Linked DNA regions of Mus musculus: region 2 is linked to region 1. Evidence: chromatin loops called from intact Hi-C (ENCODE). Cell type or tissue: heart. All regions are shown on one strand.

Region 1 (8,000 bases):
AGCAACAGGCTTGCCTCCTGAGGGAGAGATAGTCCTCACGTTTAAATGTTCATTAGGGACAGACAGTTCATTGTGTGAAGCACCACCCATGCTTGTTAAAACTCCTCAACTTCCACACTTTACTCCTAAGATGTGTCTCCACCCTCCCAACTCAGTTTTTGTTCATAAAAGGAAACTTCAGATGTTTAAGGATTGAAAGGGCGGAGGCAGGGCAGGCCAGGTATCACACTGGATGTTGTCCTTGTAGGAGACGGTGCCCGCTGTGTGGCTGAGGCTGTAGCATGTGCCAGAGCGAGTGTGCTGCTGGCTATCTCTATTAACTTTCCCTGGAAGGGCGGCAGAAAAGGCAGTGCCCAGGTGCCGTCCTCCCTGTGCAGTGGAGGTGTGGGTGAAGAATAACATATGCAAACATGTCCCCTGTGGAGCTTTCCTGTCAGTCTGGCTCCTGTGCTTGGTGGCCTTCAGGATCTGTGCTGAAGCTCGTCTTCCAGGCTCCAGGGTGGACACATGCTAATACCTTCCCAGCCTCCCTGACCTGCCAGTCCTTTGTCACGGCTCTGTTCATGCATACTTGAAAGTATCTGAGTGTCCACAAGCTGATGTGGGGTTTCAGAGTTATAGGCCACACACACACACACACACACACGTTTTTCTTTGCAATACTTGAAATATTGCCACTGTGCTTGGTTGTACAAGAGTTGTACAAGAAAGCAGATCTCTAAGACCAGTCTCTTCCTTAGTCACCCTATGACCTCCCTTGCATGTAACATGTTGTATTTATTGCTTTGTGGCCAACTGGAACCCAGAGCCACCAGGGAGGCTAGTGCAGGGATTCCTGACCCACCACCTGGTTCCTGAAAGGCTCCTGGGTGGCTGTGTGTGTGTGTGGCTGGCTGTGTGTGGTATGAGCCAAACCTGCTCATGAAAGCAGTGCTCAGGCCTGTCAATTTTAAGATGAATTTTGTGAGTCTCCCCCTTTTGTGTTTCACTGTGTCATATCAGTTTAAGAAAATAAAAATTGGAATTATTTATGTGGTGTCAATTTCATCCTGGGGTGCCACTGTCCCTCCAGGAGCCGGGTGTGCCTTCAGGTCTGTCTGGGCAGGTTGCCTGTGTCCCCCAGCCAGATTGAGTCCAGTAGTACTTCACGGTGCCGGTGGTGTGGTGGCTTGCTCAGCACCGGAAGCAAGCCTCAGTTTGATCCAGGGATAGCTGGGTGGGTTCATTGTATCACCCAGGAAACAACAGTTCCCACTGGGTCAGGTGAGGATCCAGAGAGGGTGGGGCAATTCTCCAGGCCCCCTAGAGTGGAGCATCATTGATAATGAACCTTCCCCATTTTGAGAGACAGGGTCTTTGATTCCTAGGCTCAGATGATCTTCTGTTCTCTGCCTCAGACTTCATAGCAGGGACTGTCGGGCACCCCATTGCACCTGGCTTCACTTGTCATTTTATTCTAAACTTTAGCAAGTATGCTCTGAGGTGCAGTTTCCCAGCACTAATCTTCTATAAACCATTGGCCACTCTGTATGCTTTATTTGTTCCAATCCTCTGTGCTCTCCAGCCCCTTAAGTCAGGCTCTCTATAGTCTAGGCAGGCTGCAAACATGCTATGTTCAACAACCAATCCTGCTTTTAGGTGTTGGAATCACAGATGTATATCACTGTGCCTGGTTTTACTTTGCCTATGCTACACACATTTGGGTTTTTTGTTTTTCTCAGAAAACTTCCTTGATCTGCCTGTGGTTCCCTTTGCTTGCTCTGGCATTGGTATCCCAAGCAAACATCTAGATGTAATGCTTTCATCTTACATCTGTATTATCTTCGCAGGATAAAAATTATTAGGTATAGTAATACCTATATATCATAGTAAACTAATCCAAGATATCACATGTTCATGGAGTCCATGTTTTATTTTTATGCCCTGTTGAGACATTGTTTCAGGTGTCAGTGGTTAAAAGGTTTTATTTATTTTATATATAGTAAATACACTGTAACTGTCTTCGGACACACCCACCGCACGAGGACTTCAGATCCCATTACAGACGCTTGTAAGCCACCGTGTGGTTGCTGAGAATTGAATTCATGCATGACCCTTGGGAGAGCAGTCAGAGCCTGCCAGATAGTTTAACTCACTAGCTGTGGTTGGCTTTGAACTCCCAATCCTGCCACACCCTGCCCAGTGCATGGAATGCAGGCATGGTGTTACCACGCCTGGAGCAGTTTTAGGTTTATAGAGAGACATGGGGAGGTCCTGTTTTTCCTTCTTGCAGCTGATAATTCTTGTTAGCATCTTTGGGTTTGGTGCTACAGTAGACCAAGAGCCTCACGTGCTATGCGAGTGTTTCACTATTGTGCTATATCTGTAGACCCTTAACTATTTTGTATGTGTGTGTGTCTGTGCACTTAGGTGCAGGCACTGGAGAAAGTCAGGAGAGGCTGTTGCATCCCTCTGTGCTGAAGTTAAGAGATTTTTATGATCTGATGTGTGCGCTGAGGTCTGAACTCTGGTCCCTGTGATGAGGCATTTCGCTGTCCCTTTCTATGAGACAGAATCTGGTGAAATTTATGCTGGCTTTGAACTTTTGATTGTTCTGCCACAGCCTCCCCATTACTAACCTGACACCCGCGCCACCACACCCAGACAAACCAGGATACTTGAACAGTGATGTGCCACTGTCACTGCAGTACAGAACTGAGTGCTGTCTTGTAACTCCCGTTCGGCCTGATCATTCTCTTGAACCCTGACCCTGGGATTTCTTTAGAAAATATTGAACATCTATGTTCATATGACTGTGCTGGGGTGGATACATAGTGGAGTCCTGGAGTGGACCTGGCTGACTGGTTGAGGTACAAGGTTCCCTGCGACCTGAACAGTGATCAGAGTGACTGTGAGGCAAGGAGGCGGTTCAGTTCTACAGAACTCAGTAGCCATTGTTGGTTTGAACTTCTGGAGTCTGACAACACGTGGTTTCTTTTAGGCATGTACAAGCATGGCACAGTTTGATGAAAATAATTCTGGTGGTAATTGACGCAAATCCACATGTACAACAATGCATACATAAAGCTCCTTGAGTAACAAAGGGAGCTAAATACAGATAGGACATGACTACATTGAAACTCTGTAAAGTCTATACTGATAGGTTCTATAGATTGATGGAGAAAAACAAATTTACGACAGGGGTCTGGAGAAAGGTGCAGTGCCAGAAATGTCTGTAGCACTTTTACAGCACAAAGGTGACTCAGCCTTCTGGGCAGAAAACAGGGTTTGCATTTCCTTCCCTTGAAGGAATAACCATGCGTGTTTAACTTTCTGGATTCTGCTAGTATTTATCTGTGAGCACAAAGACCTTCATGCCTCCCACATCTAGGGACCTGCATGGTTGCTTCCATGACACGCTCATATCAAAGGGAGAGGCCACACCTAGACAGCAGACACACACATCAAGGCTTTCTGTAGCAAGGTGAAGGAAGAGATACTGGGGTGGAAGGACTTTCCGTGGGGGCCCTTCCCCAGTACGTGCGGAACCAGGGTGGAGTGAACTATCTGGAAGTCTTCAGCACAGGCAGTTCCTTCTTCCTGTTAGCCCTTCTTCCCCAGGTCCCTTTGTGAGGCTTTGCCTCCCAACGCCCAGTGGGATCCCAATTGAATAGGGATCACAGCCAAGACCCATAAGGCTACTGATTCCTGGTTTTGTTTCTACTACTTTCTGTTACCAGACATCCCTGTGGTTTCCCTAACTGTAGACTCCAGAAGTGTCAATGCTGGCCCCTATTACTCTACCTATAGGAAGGAGCAGGTTCTGAGCTAGGTTGGCCACACTGTGGCACACTGCTGCCCCTGGGCCTTTGCACTGGTCCCTAGTCCCCTTGGATTATGTTTTTCCCCCTGCATACACATGAGGCTCCCTATCCCATTTCAAGCTGTGGTCACCTCAAGTCATGGTCCTCAGAAGTGTCCAGCCCAGTTCCCCAAGTCTCCGTGTGTGGCTTTAAACCTAATGAAGCCAAGAGTCTGAGCAGGGGAGTATCCCGGGTCAGCCAGATGGGTGTAGGAAGGACGAGCGGCTGCAAGGATGGAAGCAGGGATTGGCAAAACTCCTCATCTCTGGAAGAGTGACAAAGGTACATACATTCTCAAAGGTGAGAATGCTCAGGGTGAATCAGACAGCCTGAAAATGGGGGGAATGAAGTCACAGAGAAGGAACTGGGGCTTAGGTGCCCATGGCTGCATGTCCAGGTTTCATGTTGTTTGTGCATCACTCTTTGGCAAAATTAGAAAAATAAGAGTAACGTGTGAAGTCAGATGTGGTGACTCACATTTGTAATCCCAGCTCTTGGGAGGCTGAGGCTGGAGGGTTGCCAAAAGTTGGAGGACAGGAGCTGTGTATGGTGGTACACACCTTTAATCCCAGCATCTGGGAGGATATATACGAGAGAGATTTCCAGGCGGGTCAGGGCTACATAATGAGAAGGTTTTATGTCATTAAACACAACAGCGTCCGGAAATTGGAGCAGCTTCTGGAAATAACAAATGCTGGGAAACTTGATGGTCCACACACCACAAAGCCAGTGGTGTAACTGCGAGAGCATCTGTGACCTCCCAATGCCAGGGTTGGTGCCATGGGCCAGGCAAGGGCCTGCTCAGTAGCACTGAGTCGGTGCTGGGACTATCTATGCATCTGCAGTTATTACCTGCTGAGTGGCTCCCTGGTGCATTCCTAACCTGCACATTTTAATGAGGTTGTTTCACTTTTCAAGCCACGCCGACGTAGAGCCTTTCCCCTCTCTGGAAAACGGCATCTAGACTGGCTTGGATCCTGGTGGGAAGCCCCACCCACTGGGTCCACCCCGCTAGGCGCGTCCCAGAAAGACTTTTGTCCGCCTTCGGCCGCCTTCCAACGTTGCCCGCTTCCGCCTTCGTGCACGTGGTCAGCTTCGGGGGTTCCGCGGCGCCGTGAGTGGGTCCGGCGGGACTTTCCTCCCTCCTCGAGCGCGCCGGCTGCGCGATCTCTAAGGACGGGGTGGTGGTGTTGGATGGGGGTGGGCAGGGGCTGCGGGGGTCACAGGTCAGCCTAGGATCTGGGGCGCCGCAGGGTCAGAGCCAAGACATCTGGAAGACAGGGCAGGGATTTCGGGGCTGCAGAGTTCGGAGGGGATCGCTGAGGTCCGGGGTCGGTGCCCGCCACCCCGCAGCGCATGGGCTTCCCCCGCCTGTGGGCCGCACTGCTGAGAAACTGGGGACGGTGGACGGCGCGCCCAGGCCCGCGCGTGCCCGGGTAAAGACTTCCGCGACCTCTGTACTGAGACCTCTGTACTGAGAACCCAAGACTGTCCTGAGCTGTCTGCCTCTCCTTGCTTACCTGTGTCTTGTTTCCATCGCTGCCTTGTACTGCCCCGCCAGAGCACTGCCTCCCTGTGTGTCCAGTTCAAACTCCGCCCGAGTTGCCGCTGTTGTCCAACCTCAGTCACTCTTGTCATTGATGAACCAGGCTGGTTGGTTTGTCTTTGGGCAAGGTCTTTCAGAGACCGCTGAGGCAGGCAGAGCAGGGTTCTGTTTTTTTTTTTTTTTTTTTTAAACCGCTTTTACCACCTTGGTCACTCATGCCTGTTTTTCTCAGCCTGCCGCCTATGGCTGGAAACAAGGTGCCACCAGCGCTGGCCTCACACCAACCGGACAGGAAGGGCCGAGGTGGCTGGGTCTGGGAGGAGACGGAGCATCCTGCAAAGAGGGTCAAGGGCGGCGAGGATGAAGAGCCCCCACGCAAGCTGCCAAAGCGAAAAATTGTGCTGCTCATGGCCTACTCGGGCAAGGGCTACCACGGCATGCAGGTGAGGAGGGCTGCGGCTAGAAGCCCCTACCTGAGGCAGCCCTTGGTTCCCTGATGCTACTCAGAGCCAGGCCCATCCCAGGAAACAGTAAAAAAAAAAACAAAAACAAGCAAAACAAAAACCAAAAATCCACAGAATCCTCCGTAAGAGGTTTGGGTGGTTTTCTTCCACTATGGGAGCTGATTCACATGTGACCTTGGGAGCAGTGAGTCTTCATTGTTAGGGTGCTGCCTGCACAGTACCTGGGGAACTGTGTGACATGGGCAGATTTACTGAATGTGGGGACCAGATTGCTGCCAGGTGCTACCTGTTCAGCATCCTGAGGGGCCAGGGGCAAGCTAGGTTCTCTCTCTTATGAAAGCATCCTTCCCACCCCCAGTGTGGGTAGAATCTTGTTCATTCTTGTCACCTCTGCTGTTGACATTTCCTTTTAAAAAAAAAATTGGATATTTTATTTACATTTCAAATGTTATCCCCTTTCCCTGTTTTCCCCACTCCCGGAAACCCCTATCCCATCCCCCCTGCTTCTATGAGGGTGTTCCTCCACCCATCCCACTCCCACCTCCCTGCCCTCGATTCCCCTACACTGGACTGGAGCATCTATCTAGCCTTCATAGGACCGAGGACCTTTCTTCTCATTAATGTCTGACAAGGCCACCCTCTGCTACATATGCAGCTGGAGACATGTGTACTCCTTGGTTGATGGCTTAGTCCCTGGGAGCTCCAGGAGGTCTGGTTGGCTAATATTGTTCTTCCTATGGGGTTGCAAACCCCTTCAACTCCATTGTTTGAATTTGTAATTTTCTCTAAGACAAATTTGAACCTTTTAATTTCTTCGGTGTATATGGGTGGTTTGCCTGCCTGCTTGTCTGTGTGCTGTGTGCACGTTCTGCTCACAGGCCAGGAGAGGGTGTACCATCCCCTGGGGCTGGAGTGACAGGCATTTGTGAGCTGCCATCTGGGTGCTGAGAATCAAGTCCAGTCCTCTAGAAGAGCTGCCAGTGCTCTTAACTGCTGAGCCGTCTCTCTGGTCACTTTCCCCACTTTTTAAAACCTTGATCTTGAGCCACAGGGTGGAGTTCGTTGCTGTGAGGTGTCCAACCAGAACAGTGGCTCCGGAACGGAGTCTGACCAGACATTATGGTGACTTTGAGAATGAATGACAGCGGTGTCATGTAGCCCGACTGGGATGGTGCTGCATAGCCGGTCTTCCTGGCATCCGGGAAGTTGCTGCAGGAGGATTGCCAAGTTCAAGGATAGTCTGGGCTACAGTCAGGCTTTGTCCCTCTCCAGTGAGAAACACATAGGCTTCAGCAGTGAAACTCAGCGTGCCTTCGGGCTGGACAGGGCTTTCACGTGGCCTAGGCTGTGGCATTCCTGAGGAAGCGCAGACTGCACTGCTTCTGGGGCGACTGGTCTGCTTTTGGGGAGTGGTTCTGACAGTGCGAGTTTTTTGTTTTTTTTAAAGGCTCTCTTTTCTCAGTAAATATCCTGTTTATCTCTCTTTACCCACTTGAGGTATGACAGAGATGCCCGTCTCACGTTGCTAAGTGAGGCTTGTGTTCACTTTTTGTTCTGGTCTTTTTATGTCGCTTGGGAAGTGTTCCTGACTTCGTCTGTGGCAACGGGACACAATGGGTAGAGCAGGCTATGAAAAGACTGTCTCAGCCAGGGAGCGTGGTTGAAGTGTTCACATGCCCTGCTATCCACGTGGGAAGGTTTTTCCCTGAGAGTCTTGGACCTAGTCTCTATTGTGAGGATTGGTGGGATGCTGACGTGGTGTCTGACCTCACGGGGTCAAGGACACCATAAACATAGGGTTAGGGAAGGCTGAGAGGCACAACGCTGGAGCTGGTTGCAGAAGTGATGGTCAGCTTTCTGGAGTGCATCTGTCCTGAGAGCTCATGAAAACAGGTTATCCCCTTTTTTCTTTAGAGGAATCTGGGGTCCTCCCAGTTCAGGACCATCGAAGATGACTTGGTATCGGCCTTAGTCCAGGCAGGTTGTATCCCTGAAAACCATGGCACAGATATGAGGAAGATGTCCTTCCAGCGGTGTGCTCGAACAGACAAGGTATGTGTCCTACTTGCCTGCGGCTTCTACTGTCCCATGGTCTCAGGGTCCACCTGTCAGAAGGGATCCTAGCCAGGTGGTCATGACTGTTGAGTC
Region 2 (8,000 bases), 540 kb before region 1:
GTTTAGAGAATAAAAAGTAGGAAGGGACTGAAAATGTAGCTCAGTTTATAGAGTACTTGCCTAATGTCCTAGCAGTGAGTTCAGTCCTTTTGATTTTTTTGAGGCAGGGTTTCTCTGTATAGCTCTGGCTGTCCTGGAACTCACTCTGTAGACAGAGCTGGCCTCGAACTCAAAAATCCGCCTGCCTCTGCCTCTGCCTCTGCCTCTGCCTCCCAAGTGCTAGGATTAAAGGCGTGTGCCACCCCGCCCAGCTTGAGTTCAGTCTTAAACACCACAAAAAAGCCAAAATTACATGAAGCACCTATACATATCACATGGTAATAGAAGGTTTTTGAATGAAAACCATATAAAAACTATCAGGGATCAGCAACAGTAAATTAAAAAGGAAAGCCAAAGAGAGGTTGAAGAGATGACTACTCTTGCAGAAGACTAGGAAGCCACCTGTAACTCCACTTCCAGGAAATAATACACATAACTTTTTTAATTTCATATAGTTCTTAAAATTGATATATAATAATAACTTCATTTCTCCCCTCCCTCTCCTACACTCCCATGTCTGACCACATTCTTCTCTCCCAAACTCAAGGTCTTTTATCACTATTATTACATATAAATGAATGAGCATATAAACACAAAGCATTTTTTTTGGCCGGGCGTGGTGGTGCACACCTTTAATCCCAGCACTTGGGAGGTAGAGGCAAACTGATCTCTGAGTTCAAGGCCAGCCTGGTCTACACAGAAACCCTGTCTAGAAAAACCAAACACATACCTATACATCATAATACATATGTACATACATGCAACCTGTGAGTCAATTCAGTGTTGCCTGCATGTATAAGTTTTTAGGGCTAACCACTCAGTATTAGATAACCAGTCAGAGGTCTCTTCCTAGGGAAGACTAATTCTCTGTTTGCTTCTGTCTGGAGTGCAGTTGTTAATTGCCCATAGATCTTCATCTAGGGGTGTGGGTAAGATTTTTTTCCATCTACCTTGGGATGTCAAGTGTCATTGGAATTGTTCCAGCATTGTTAAGGCAGCCAGGTTGAAATTTAGGAGAAGGCACGATCTCAAGCCAACTTTCTGACTTCAGCAATCTTCCCACCACCCCCTTCTATCATGTTCCCTCGGTATTAAAGGAATTGAAAACCTGGGCCTGAATCCTGGCTCATTGACTTCAAGATACCTGCAGTAAAGAATCTTGCAAGAATTGTGTTGTCGCCAGGGACAGCGGTGGAGTACGCCTTTAATCCTGGCACTTGGGAGGCAGAGGAAGGCAGATTTCTGAGTTCAAGGCCAGCCTGGTCTACAGAGTGAGTTCCAGGACAGCCAGGGATACACAGAGAAACCCTGTCTTGAAAAAACAACAACAAAAGAATTGTGTTGTGGGTGTATCAGCATGTCAGTGCCCTGTGCATATTGACCACTTGTGACTTTCTGTAATGGTCTCCTGCTGCTGTAAAAAAAAGGATCTTCTTTGAATAGGGGTGAGATATGTACTCTTATCTGCTGGTATAAGGATAAGGACTTAGAACGCAGTTAGGGATTCTGCAGGTAAATATAGAGTGGCAGTTGTAGTCTCCTCCAAGATCCATTGCTCCCCTAGCCACGTGGAGTTGGCTCTGTTTCCAGTACCAGCGTCATTTCCTTCCTGTTAATCGGGCCTTTGTCCAATTAGACTGTTGCTGGTTACTGTATTCGTAAGGAACAGAACTGATAGAATAAATATATATGAATAGTTGTTCAGACCGCGAGGCTGGATGTCTCAGCTGGTCTTCAGAATCTGTCCTAATCCTGAGGTATGGCTCCAATGCTAGTGAATGAGAGCCAGGGCAAGCAGGCCAAGAGGAAAGCTGCTTTTCTCCTTGTCCTTTATGTGGGGTCACCAGGAAGTGTGGCCCAGGTTTAAGGTAGGTCTTCTGACCACAAGTGATCCACTTAACTAAAATCCCTCACAGGTGTGCACGGTGTGCAGGTTTCAAAACCTACTGTAATAAGGCTTCTCAAAGACGTCACCCCCCCTTCTAGCTCACTGTCGAAAAGTAAGGGAGGGAAGATGGTAACTAGGACCAGGGCATGTGCACCTGTTTAGAAGTAGGTCTTTGGGGGTGATCCCCATCTCCATTCGTCAGGATACCAAACACAGTCAGCAGCGGTGGCACAGTCCAGCAGAAACAGCCAGGCCTCTGCTGAATTGGCACAAGTTGGAGGACACCACTAAATCCAGCAGGGGCACCAGAAGTTCTCTACAGCACCTCTCCCAATGAAGTGAAGATCAGCAAAGGCAAAGACCAAAGAAGCGTTGTAAGGCTGTCTATGCAAGTGTGCAATAGCTGTCCGTCGGGTCCTATTTATACTCCCTCCAGACATCACATGTCCTCCCGTGGATCTTGCCTTAGCAAAACACCATATGAGTCTGTATCACATGACACTACCAGAAATGTCCATGTCAACAGTGACTGGGCTCTTAGTTAATTCCAAATGTAGTAAGGTTGACATCCAAGAATATCCGTTGAAAGTCCACCTCTTGTCCACTTGACACACAATCATGTCTCCTTACACCATGCTTAATTTCCAAATGAAAGCAACCAAGCCACAATTATGCCTAACACAATATAACTGCAAACAACCACAAATGCATTATATATTTTAGAATAGGTGGCAGTGTCTTTTGAGGGACTTTTTTTAGTATCTCAAATCTTATGAGTATGATAGCAGAACAGAAAGAAAGAAGAGAGAGAGAGAGAAAGAAGGACATGACTGCCCCTTTGTATGGTGGTGGAGGAGGTTTATTATAGATTAAGGAGGAACATAGTCAGAGGCAGGGATGTCTGGGAGATTCCAGAATGAACATAACCCTGAGCTGGTTCATGTGAGGAGAGCAGGAGGGGAGAGCCAGACCAAAAGCTGGGGGAAAGGGCAGCCCAGCCCCTGGGCTGGAGAAGTTTAAGGAATGGGGTATGCCAGCCATGTCCTGTAACAGGTAGGAACTGGGGATGTTAGGGGAACCTGGTAGCCAGGTCTGCTTTGATATGTCACATAGGTACCTCAACCATTTGTCCAGGGTATGAGACCTAATGATAACTACTGATAATTATCTCAATTAATGTTGCATTATATGATAAGGAAATTAAGGAAAAAGAACACACAGATCTGCACAAACACAGTTAACAAGATAGAAACACTCATGTAAATTTGGATTTCTCTGGTAATTTGTTATCCCTTTCTTAGCTTGTTGCCTTAAGGGCATCAGAGCTCCCCCTGTTGAGTGGAATGTTTGTTGTCTTTCCTGGCAAAGTATTCCCACCTCTAGAACCAATACTTCTAGGTCTGCAGAACTTGTTTAAGTTAGCAAACACAGGAAACAAACGTTTTCCCAGTGGGTCAGTGAACATGAGTAAAATCCCCTTCCCCCCACACACCCTTTTCATCTCCTGATTTATGGAGGGTTTCCATTGCTATGATCAGATACCATGACCAAAGCAACTCTTATAGGGACAGCATTTCACTGGAGCTGACTTACAGTTCCAGGTGTTCAGTCCATAATTATGATAAGGCCAGTGATTTCATGAGCACGGCCCCACTGATAAACTTCTTTGAACTGTCTAGTAAGTTCCTTGGTCAGAAGCAGTACTGTGCAGAATACCGTGATGGTGGATAAGGCATTCTGTAATTCCATGACTGGTAGTGCTGGCAGAAGCATTACATTCAAGAAAGGCAAGCCCATATTTAATTTATCTAGTCTAGTAAAGACAAAGCATTTTGCTTTCCACAGAAGAAGTCGTCCAACATAGTCAACCTGCCACTAGGTCACTGGGTGCTCATGGGCAATTGTGCCTTATCTAGGGCTGAGTGTTGTTCTCTGCTATTGGCAGATCTGGCACTCATTAACAGCTGTAGCCAGAGCCTTGGTAAGTGGAAGTCCATGTTGTCGAGTTCATGTATAACCCCCATCTCTGCCACCATGGCTACTCTGTTCATCTGCGCATTGGGCAATAACAGGGAATGCTGGGGAAAGAGGCTGACTGTTCAATGAACAGGCCATCCTATCTACTTCATTACTGAACTCTTCCTCTGCTGAAGTCACCTTTTGATGATCATTTACATGGGGTACAAGTATTTTTACATCCTTTGCCAATTCAAAGAGGTCTATCCAGATACTTCTTCCCCAAATGTCTTTCTCACCAATTTTCCAATCATGTTATTTCCAACTCCCCAACCTTATCCAGCCAATCCATTGGTTCCAGACCGTGAATCAGTACATGTCAATCTGTCCATTTCTCCTTTCAAGCAGAATGTACAACCACATGTACTACCCAGAGTTCTGCCCAGTGTGAAGATTTTTTCCTTCACTGGCAACTTTCAGGGATATCCCAGGGGTTGCAATGATTTAGCTATCCACTTCTGGGTGGTTCTTGCAAAACATGTAGAGCTACCACCAAACCAGGCCCTTGTCTTCTCTTCCTCAGTCAACCTATCATAGGGTACACTCCATGAGGCTGTAGGTGCATGCTTGGCAGTAGACCCCATTGGAACAGGAGTAGAAAACAAATTGGGCAACTTCTTCCTGTACCTTGCTTTTGCCCTCAGGACCTGCTCAGGCATGACTACATTACATATCCATTTGATAATAGATAGCTGATATGCATCTCCTACTTTATGAGTCAGATAATACCTAGCTCATGATGGACAGACAGCTCAGGCCACAGGATAATCTGGTGGTGACCTATTGTCAAAAGTTCAAGTTTTCACTAAGGCCCAATAGCAAGCCAAGAACTGTCTCTCCAAGGGAGAATGGTTGTCTGCAGGATGGTAAATCCTTGCTCCACAATTCCAAGAATCTCCTTTGTGATTCACCTATAGGGACCTACCAAAGGCTCTAAATAGCATCCCTGTCTGCCACTGCTACTTCAAGTACCATCGGGTCTCCTGGATCATACCATCCAAGTGGGAGAGCAGCCTGGACCTGTTGAAGAGTCTTCTCCTGTCCTGTGCCCTACTCAAAGCTAGCACCTTCCCTTGTCACTTGGTAGATGTAGTCAAACTGACAACCAAGAAGAGCCATCAGTATTTACTGCCATGACATTGCACATTTAGGGATACCTTGCCCGTTAGTCCTTGTTATGGTTCAAAACACCAAAGCTCGGTGGGTCTGTTGATTGCTTTCCTCTCTTAGGTGCTTGCATGCCTCATTTCACTACAGTGAAACCTAATACTCGGAGGGTAAGCTTTCAGGTTAGGTCCGGCTCACATATTTTGTCCAAAGCGCATAGGTGACGTCTTCAGCAATAGAGGCTTACCTACAACTTCTAGGAGGCAGCCAAGGGCAATAGCAAAAGGCTGTATTGTTGCAGGGGTCGAGGGGAGTCTCTTGTGCTCCCCTGACAATTCAAAAGGTTTCTCATGCCAGGTCCTGAGTGTTTTATTAGACAATCTATGGCTCTTGGTAGGAGTATTCTCACCCTAACTGGGGTAGGTTGACTTAAGTCACTTATATGTATTATATTATACATGTAACAATTCTGTGTCTTTTTTCAAATGTCCTTAGTAGGTATTTTTGCTCCTCCTCCTTCCCTCTCCTGTATTGTTTGTTGCCCATGGTCCCTCCCCATTTAAAGCCCCCTGGTTTTGGTTTTTCCGTTTCTCTCTTCATGCCACCTGTACCTTCCTGATGTTTCTCTCTCTAGAGCTCCCTTCCTCTCCTATGGTTCCTTTTCACTTTCCTGGTCTGTGGTTACTCCAGGTTATTTACTGATCTGAAGATATGGATGTAGAAAACACAGGTGAGAGAGAACATGGGGCGCTTGTCTTTCTGGGTCTGGGATATAATATATCCCAGGTTTGTCCATTACCTGCAAATTCCGTGGTTTTCCTTTTCCTCTCTGCTGAATCCTATTCCATTGTGTATGTGTAGCACATTTGCACCATCCCTCTGAAGGACGTGTACATTGTTTCCATTTCCTGAGAACCGGTACATTGTTTCCATTTCCTGGCTATTACTCCAGCAGCCGCCAGGGAAAGGCTGAGCAGGTGTCTGTGGAGTTGGATGTGGAGTCTTTCACCAGCAGTATTGCTGAGTCTTATAACAGATCTAGGTTTTTTGCAGGTTCTTCCCAGGGCTTTCCAGAGTGGCTGACTTAGTTTGCATTCCCAACACCAGTGACTGAGGTTCTCTCCCTTACAATCACAGCCCTTTTCAGTTGTTTTGTAGCCCTTTGCCATTCTGACTAGGGATGAGATTAAATCCCAGAGTTGTTTTAATTTTCATTTTCCTAATTGTTAAGGGTGGCAAACACTTATTGAGATATTTCTTAGCCTTTTATTTAAAATTGGATTGCTTTCTTAATTTTTTTTAGCTCTTTATATATTCTGGATACTATTCCTCTGTCGGATGTATAGCTAGGGAATATTCTCTCCCACTCAATTAATTGTTTCTTTAGCTGTACAGAAGCTATCTAGTGTGAGGAACCACTCGTTAATTGTTGGCTTTGATTCCTGGGCAAATGGAATCCTCTGCAGAAACTCCTAACTCTTCAAGCCTATTTATGATTTTTTACATTTATTGACTTGCATATGTTGAACTATCCCAGTATCTTTGATGAAATTTCACTGTGAATCCATCTGTGCCTGGCATTCTTATTAGTTCGAAGGGTTTTTATAACTGCTTCAGTCTCCTCGTTTCTTTCTGTGTAGGTTTTTGGTCTCTGCTTAGTTTAATCTCTGTGGTTTGGATGAACCTAGAATTTATCTACTTCTTTTAGATTTTCCAATTTAATGGAGTACAGATTTTTAAAGTATTACCTTATAATATCTAAATTTTCTTGGTGTCTGTTGTAAAGTTTTCTTGTTCATTCCTGAATCTGTTAATTTGGGTTCTTTATTTCTTGGTTAGTTGGGCCAAGGGTCTGTCAATCTTGCATATCTTCTCAATGAACTAGTCTTTAAATTAATTCTTTTTTTCTATTTCATTAATTTCTGCCTTGATTTTTGTTATTTCTAGCCATCTACAGGATTTGAGTTTGATTTGTTCTTGTTTTTCCAAGGTCTTGATTTGCATCAAGTAATTTATTTGTATTCTGATTTTTTTAAAAGAAAATGTATGTGAGTACACTGTAGCTGTACAGATGGTTGTGAGCCTTTATGTGGTTGTTGGGAATTGAAATTTGGACCTCTGCTGGTTCTGGTCAATCCCACTCGATCCAGCCCAAAGATTTATTTATTATTATAGATAAATACACTGTAGCTGTCTTCAGACACACCAGAAGAGGGCATCAGATCTCATTATGGGTGGTTGTGAGCCTCCATGTGGTTGCTGGTATTTGAACTCAGGACCTTCGGAAGAGTAGTCAGTGTTCTTACCCGCTGAGCCATCTTGCCCACCCTTGATTTGATTTTTTTTTAATGTAGGCACTTAGAGCTAGGAATTTCTCTCAAATGGATGCTTCCAGTGTGTCCTAATAGGTTTTGTTGTTTTAGTTTAGTTCCAGGAATTTTAGAAAATTCTTTCATGATTTCATCATCATCAGTAATTTTTTTGTTCACTCTCTGTGAGTTGTGGACTTACTAGAGATTTTTTTGCTGTTGATCTTAAGTTTTATTGCATTATGGTCAGACAGGATGTAGATTCATTTTGTATCCCAGGCTGTGGCCCATTTTAGAAAAGCTGTCCAGAGCCACTGAGTAGGATGTATATTCCTTAGTGTTTGGGTGGAATATTCTGTAGCGATACCTGTTAGATCCCTGTATGGTATCATTTAATTCTATTTTTTTTATCACCGTTGTTGTCCAGTGACCTGTCTGTCGGAGGAAGCTGCGGATTGAAATCACCTGCTATTGGGTTGGTGTTAGTCTTTGTTTCCACTTGTATGTTTTGTATGAAACTGTATACACTAGGGCTTGATACACAGATATTTAGTATTATAATGTCTTCTTGGCTAATTATTCCCTTGACAAGAATAAAGTGTTTTTCTAGTATGAAGTCTGATTGTCAGATATCAGACTAG

Evidence for each region. Peaks named below come from ENCODE experiments on the same cell type or tissue, not always from the same donor. Only the 100,000 strongest peaks of a DNase experiment are listed, where the experiment ranks them.
Region 2: a loop joins it to region 1, with 2.8 times the contacts of the local background. A loop is called at or near these places in 3 of 42 quality-filtered maps.

What each region holds. Positions count from the first base shown.
Region 1 is chr5:110,777,518-110,785,517 of GRCm38, reverse strand. It overlaps Pus1 (pseudouridine synthase 1), which reads left to right and starts at 4,922. Exons shown (of 6, transcript NM_019700.4): 1 at 4,922-5,278; 2 at 5,621-5,831; 3 at 7,767-7,904. The coding sequence starts at 5,199. Ulk1 (unc-51 like kinase 1) reads left to right here. Exons shown (of 28, transcript NM_009469.3): 28 at 1-1,029. Gm15559 (predicted gene 15559) reads right to left here. Exons shown (of 2, transcript NR_152254.1): 2 at 6,258-8,000. It overlaps Gm26515 (a long non-coding RNA gene), which reads right to left and starts at 5,625. Exons shown (of 2, transcript XR_389515.4): 1 at 5,363-5,625; 2 at 4,454-5,012. In heart, no CTCF peak of the experiment used is centred here; DNase peaks (open chromatin) are centred at 4,897 and 5,687; H3K4me3 peaks cover 2,136 bases; H3K27ac peaks cover 2,137 bases.
Region 2 is chr5:111,321,269-111,329,268 of GRCm38, reverse strand. No RefSeq gene overlaps it. Among named protein-coding and RNA genes, the nearest start is that of Pitpnb, 5.4 kb to the left of the region's middle. In heart, a CTCF peak has its summit at 3,245; no DNase peak of the experiment used is centred here.